Linked DNA regions of Homo sapiens: region 1 is linked to region 2. A link is a loop called in an ENCODE intact Hi-C map of the cell type or tissue named here. Cell type or tissue: heart left ventricle. All regions are shown on one strand. Links, peaks and the distances in the headings refer to the core of each region. The heading gives the core; the rest is flanking DNA. Region 1 has its middle 8.7 kb from the start of DKFZp451B082. Region 2 has its middle 8.0 kb from the start of CAHM.

Region 1 (2,908 bases), core at 310-2,809, 50 kb before region 2:
ATCTGGGGCAAGAAATGAACCGAAATCTTCACTGAGTGCAGCAGCCACAAGCTTGATGACAGAGCCTGTGTATTTCACTCCAAGGCTGCACGTGTCTGTAAGAACGGGCCTCGCCCATCTTATGCAATTTGCATAGGAATCTGAGGAATATCAGCAACTCTATACAATAACTAAACAAATTTTTTTCAGAGTAAAAATTTGTTATGGAGCTTAAATAAAGACTGACAAAACATTGCATTCCTTTTTCCTTGAGCTTCTTTCAGACTAGCGGGCATCAGAATGTATAATAATGGAGCTCTCTTTGGAAAATGGTGACAAGGCTAAGGTTTCTGATTATAGCTACAAATGCTTTAAATAGCGATCATAATTAATTATTAAGAGACGTAGTCTTCCTTTACACATAGAAGACTAAAACCTTAAGGAAAAAATAGGAGATGTCGGTACATGATCTCTTCTAAGGCACTAGAGCTTTACGTGGGATTAATGTCGGTCAGCGTTTTAGGAATGGAGATGTCACTTTTGAGGAAGTGTCTCCAGGAGGTGTACTTGCCCTCACAAAGTCATGATGAAGGAAATGCTGTGCTTTTCTTTGAACTGGTGCTACCCAATGCTGGGGGAAGAGGAGGAAGATCAGACACTTGCTCCGTGTATCTCCTCTCTGTGGTTTGCAGAAGACATGTGCCAGACACAGGAGAAACTGTCTACTCATTAGCAGAGACACTAAAGGGTCTAGACGGTGCCCAACGGGGGTGGCATGTGGTATATAAAGGGGTGAAGAAAGGAATGCAGCTTGCTAGATTCATTTCCCTTTTCGATTTTCGGCAGGCTGACTCTCATTTCCCCAAAGGACATGCAGAGTTGGCATGGAGGCTCCCAGCCTGGCCGGCCCCTGGCAGGAGCTGTGGACAAAACTCTGAAATGTGGGGCTAAATGTTCAGAAACAGCAAATGCTGATAACTCCTCCAGACCTGCTGGCATTCTGCCTCCTGGCCACTCACTCCAACAGCGTGGGAGGACCGGGTAGGGGACAGACTGAGGGAAGCCTGTGCAGGCATTCATGTGTGCAGAAGTACTGGTTTGCACACGCATCTGCGTGTGGCTGTGTAGGCTGTGCTGTGTTAGCAAGAAGAAAGAAGATCACGGAGAGCATTCAGACGCCCTTCAGCTGGACATTCAGCTTTTTCTTCTTCTTCTTTTTCTTCTTCTTCTTTTTCTTCTTCTTCTTCTTCTTCTTTTTTTTTTTTTTTTTTTTTTTTTTGCCTGCTTGGCTGCAAAAGTCCAGAGGAAGTGAATCCACACTTGCTGATGACCTCATTTCCACCGCTTCCCAGCAACCCCGCCAGCCTCTCAGGGGGAGGCTTATTCAGCCAGCCACTGGGGACTGCAGGGAATGGAGACTGGGGAGAGCAGGCCTGCAGCTGCACCCCAATTCCACTCCGCCAACCCCTACTCCCACCTCTCCCATCACGGGTTGCAGCTGGCCTCGTCATTCTTAAGAAAAGGGACTCAGGTGATAGTCAGACCGAGTGATGAGGGATCTAAGCAGACAGGATCCAGCCGACAGGCCGTGGTTGTAAGTTCTGTGCAGAGAGACTGGACTGTGACAGGAACAAGTTTCCTGTGAGCATGCCATGGAAATTAGTCACCCAACAGAATCAGCAAAACATCTATTATTGATGATATTTGCCAAACTGGAGACAAATTGAGTGCTTTGTCCTGAACCAGGGATGATGATATGTGACTTTTATTAAATCAATAGATCAATTTAAAGCCAATAAGTGAACTTCCAGAGATTGATCAAAGCCATGGATAACCCAGGGAGCTGAAAGGTCAACTCCCCACGAAACAGCAGCTTGTGAACAGCGGAGACAGCCTGTGACTTTGCAGAAAGTTAAACACCGCATTCTTTTCCTTTCTCCTCTTATTCCTTCAGTTTCAGAGAAAAGTAGAAACACGCTGTATTGTGCAGCTATGTATGTGGCACGTGCATTGTTTAAAAATGTCATAGGCACTGCTGGACCCTGGGGAGAGAAACTCTGTGACGTTCAAGTGCTTTACACCAACAAGGCCCCTCCAGGCACATTCCCACGTCCTTCAATATTCATATTTGTAATTTGTCGCCCTTATACAGATTAGAAAGTTGAGGTTCCTGGAGGGGCTAAGTGACCATGCTTGAAATGGGAGGGAGAAACGTGAAGCACAGATGTGGGTATGATTCACAAACTTGCTGCCAAGGAAGGCCACAGTGTTGCACACAGGCAGGAGTTCCCCGCGGGCCTGCACTGGATCGGAAGCTGCAGACTTAGAATCGCCTCCGGGTTGGCCCCGCCCCCTCCTGCTTGGCCCCGCCCCCTCCTGCTCCCCGCCCGGTGCCACCCTCCTCCCCAGGCCTCTAGGGTAGAGCCAGCTGGGAACTGTTTCTCTACATACACACAGCACTTGTGTGCACACACACAGAAACACATGCTCACACACACACAGACACACACACGCGCACACGCAAACACATAAACACACACTCCTACATATCACACACTTGCATGCATCATCACACACTCCCATAATCACACACACACACACTCACACACACAAAACCACATAAAAACACACATACACACTCACACCCACAAAACCACATAAAAACACACATACACACTCTCACGCACAAAATCACATTCATACACCATAGATATACACACTAACACACACACAAATACATAACTACATACACACAATCACACATTCACAGACATCATCACACACATACAGACTAACATATACATAAACACGCATAAACACACACATAAAAACATAACACACGCACATAAACATACACACAGAGACACTCATGCACAGACACATAAACACACACTCGCAGACATACACACACAAAAACACACACAGAGAC
Region 2 (2,908 bases), core at 179-2,678:
GTATATTTTTGTCTCTCCACTTTCAGATTTTAGGTGATTCAAAATAAGGGCTATGTTTTCCCATGGTATCTGATTAAAGCTTGTTGCTATTGCTTTCCAAGTATCTAGTGAAGTAAGCCAAAAGCATGGTTTGCTGAGTGGGCAGGTGGGGCAGACCCCCTTCTGGCTCCTTCACTCTCCTACACTGCTGCGGTGGCCACCTCGGGGCAGGGATTGGAGAAAGCCCTTGAGCTGGCATAATGCAGCCCAACAGTTGCTTGGACATCACAGTTTAAACCCTGGGTTAGCCCACAACTCTCTGTGCTAGAATATCATCATGGAATCTAACAGGCGTGGTGAGCTCCTGGACCTTCCGGAAGACGGGATCTCCTAAGCTCCCTCCACTAACTGCCAGGCCCACTGTTTCTAGGGCAGGCGCAGGAGGGAGGCAGCCTCTCCTTTTCCACTTGGTCCTGCAATGACACAGTGGCTTTCAACACTGGGTCTTGGTGGCGACCCCTGGCCAGCTTTAGAGCAAGTGTTGTTGCTGCTGACAATGGGGCCAGCCCAGGACTGAGGCTCCTTTTCATCAGGCTGTTTGTCCCTTTACGTCCTAGTGTCAGCAGTCCTGGGAACAGGAAACGGTTTGTGCAATAGGAAGCAGCAGAAAACTGATGACTGAATACTTTTGAGCTTTGTGGAGAAAATTTCAACGTAGAGAGATTGCACACATCCCAAAATACGTGTGTACGAACTGGAGCCCTATCCAGGCCTCCTTTTCAATTCTTAAAATGATGCTATTTATTGAAAGCTTACCATGTCCCAGGCATGCAGTGAGGCACCCATGCCATCCTAACATCCTTATGCTGCACCACCTTACCTTACAGGCAAGAAAAGAGAGGTGCAGAGAGTTTACGTTGCTTTTAGCAAGTGACAGGGTCGAGATTTGAACCTGGGACCTCTTCAGTGACTTTTCTGGATCCTCCTGCTCTGCAGCTGCCTCGGAGGACCAGCAAATTCTTCAGGAAAAATGTTTCAGGACTTTCCGTCCTTGTTTCAGGACCGTTCCTCTGCATTATCTGTGAGAAGCGTTTCTATAGTCTTGGCACATAGTTATGCTGTGGGGCTAAGGTATTATTATTTCATATTTCAGTGCAGAAGGAAGTACTTATTAAAAGGCCCCAAACCAGTTGTCTGAGCCTAGAGATGAAAGGCCTCCTTCCCGCACCGGCCTGGGTGCTGAGTGGCCCTGACGCCAGGCCAGCCTGCCACTTACAGTCTGAGACTTGTGTCTGCTCCCTCTTCCCAAACACAGAGGCAGGGCCTGGCTGGGGCCATCTGATGAAGTGCCAGTGTGCCTTCATGAAATCAGGCATGGGACTGACTGAAAAGCTGAAATCTGGTGAGCTGAGGGGGAGGAGAAGGTCAAGTCTGGCTGTCGGTCTACAGAGGTCAAGGACCTGGCACAGAGCAGGGCCTGCTGCCTCTGCCACCAACAGCCAGGCACCCAGAGAGGAACTGGAGGAGAAGGCGGCTCGCTGCTGGCAGGTCAGCTGATGGGAGAGTTTACAAGACTGTCTTTGAACTCCTCGCATGCAAGCCCTTCTTCTCCTTCCTGATTCACATTTAAGTTTGCGTTCCTGATCCCCTCACATTCTTTCTGCTCCTTTAACAGCTTCACCTGGACACAGAAAGGACAGAGGCAGGAGCAGGGCCACGTCCCTCTGTCGATCACAGCTTTAGCTTTCAGTTTCTCACGGCTGCTTAATTCCCAGCTCACACTATCAATATAGGGCACGCATTTTAAAACTGTTAAATAAAAACAGCTGCTCATTTCACTATGCCACATTTTCTTTCCAACTCAAAAGGATGCTCACTACCAATGGATACTGAGAAAAATACAGTGTCATTAATGTCAGTTAATCAAGTTGGTGGTCCTTGAAGATCTATAAAATGTAACTGTAACACATTTTACAGATTGGCTTAGACAGAATAACTAGGAAATAATAAATGCTAGCATCATCAGTATTACTTGTACAGCTCAGCAAAGGAACGCAAATGGCTACACAGGACTGGGGAAGAACAGAACAGAGATATTTCTTTGTGTGAAATACAGAGTTTATCATAAGGAGGAGAATGAATCACTTTTCATCTCTGGCAGCAACCTGTTTTTTTAACATATTATTTATGGAAAATAGAAAGCAAAACTGAAGCCTTTGGTATTTCATTGCCACTGGATAAATGTCATTTGTATAAACCTTTCTAAATTTGGATATATACCCAAAGAACCTACATGTATCTTAGACAAAAAACTATCCACTTTCATTACATTTAGTAAAAACTCATAAGCCCAGGATTAATGGACATAAAGATATGAAATAAAATAATTTTCTAAATATGCAAAGAAGCCCATACAAACAGAAGTAATAATCAAAAAGTTGTAACAGTTGGTCCAGCACAGGCATAAATGATCAGTGTCTGCCAGCCCTGATGGGGTCAGGGTGCCAGGCATCTTGCCTTTGGTTGCTGGGTTAGGGGGGTCCCGGGGCTCCGGAAGAGGGCCTGGGTAGTATGGCTCAGAGCAGTGACTGCTCACTGAGTGGTGTGGGAATCTTTCAAAATTTAAAAACTGAAAAGGCTGTACTGGTGTGTACTGCTTGAATCTCAGTGCTACAAATAATTGCTTTTAATCTTTTTTTTTTTTTTTTTGAGACAGGATCTTGCTCTGTTGCCCAGGCTGGAGTGCAGTGGTGTGAGCTCAGCTCACTGCAACCTCCATCTCCTGGGTTCAAGCCATTCTTGTGCCTCAGCTTCCCTAGTAGCTGGGATTATAGGCGTACGCCACCACACCTGGCTAATTTTTGTATTTTTTGGTAGAGATGGGGTTTCGCCATATTGGCCAGGCTGGTCTCAAACTCCTGACCTCAAG

What was found. A loop is a pair of places that touch in the nucleus more often than their neighbours do. Peaks named below come from ENCODE experiments on the same cell type or tissue, not always from the same donor. Only the 100,000 strongest peaks of a DNase experiment are listed, where the experiment ranks them.
Region 1: it touches region 2 in a loop (2.9-fold over the local background); 39 of 110 quality-filtered maps call a loop at or near these places.

What each region holds. Positions count from the first base shown.
Region 1 is chr6:163,354,283-163,357,190 of GRCh38, forward strand. No RefSeq gene overlaps it. Among named protein-coding and RNA genes, the nearest start is that of DKFZp451B082, 8.7 kb to the left of the region's middle. In heart left ventricle, for the core only: no CTCF peak of the experiment used is centred there; DNase peaks (open chromatin) are centred at 969, 1,359 and 2,309; H3K4me3 peaks cover 881 bases; H3K27ac peaks cover 1,843 bases.
Region 2 is chr6:163,404,519-163,407,426 of GRCh38, forward strand. No RefSeq gene overlaps it. Among named protein-coding and RNA genes, the nearest start is that of CAHM, 8.0 kb to the right of the region's middle. RefSeq lists enhancers at 1,167-1,236, 1,247-1,426, 1,657-1,846. In heart left ventricle, for the core only: no CTCF peak of the experiment used is centred there; DNase peaks (open chromatin) are centred at 219, 526 and 1,483; H3K4me3 peaks cover 1,028 bases; H3K27ac peaks cover 2,500 bases.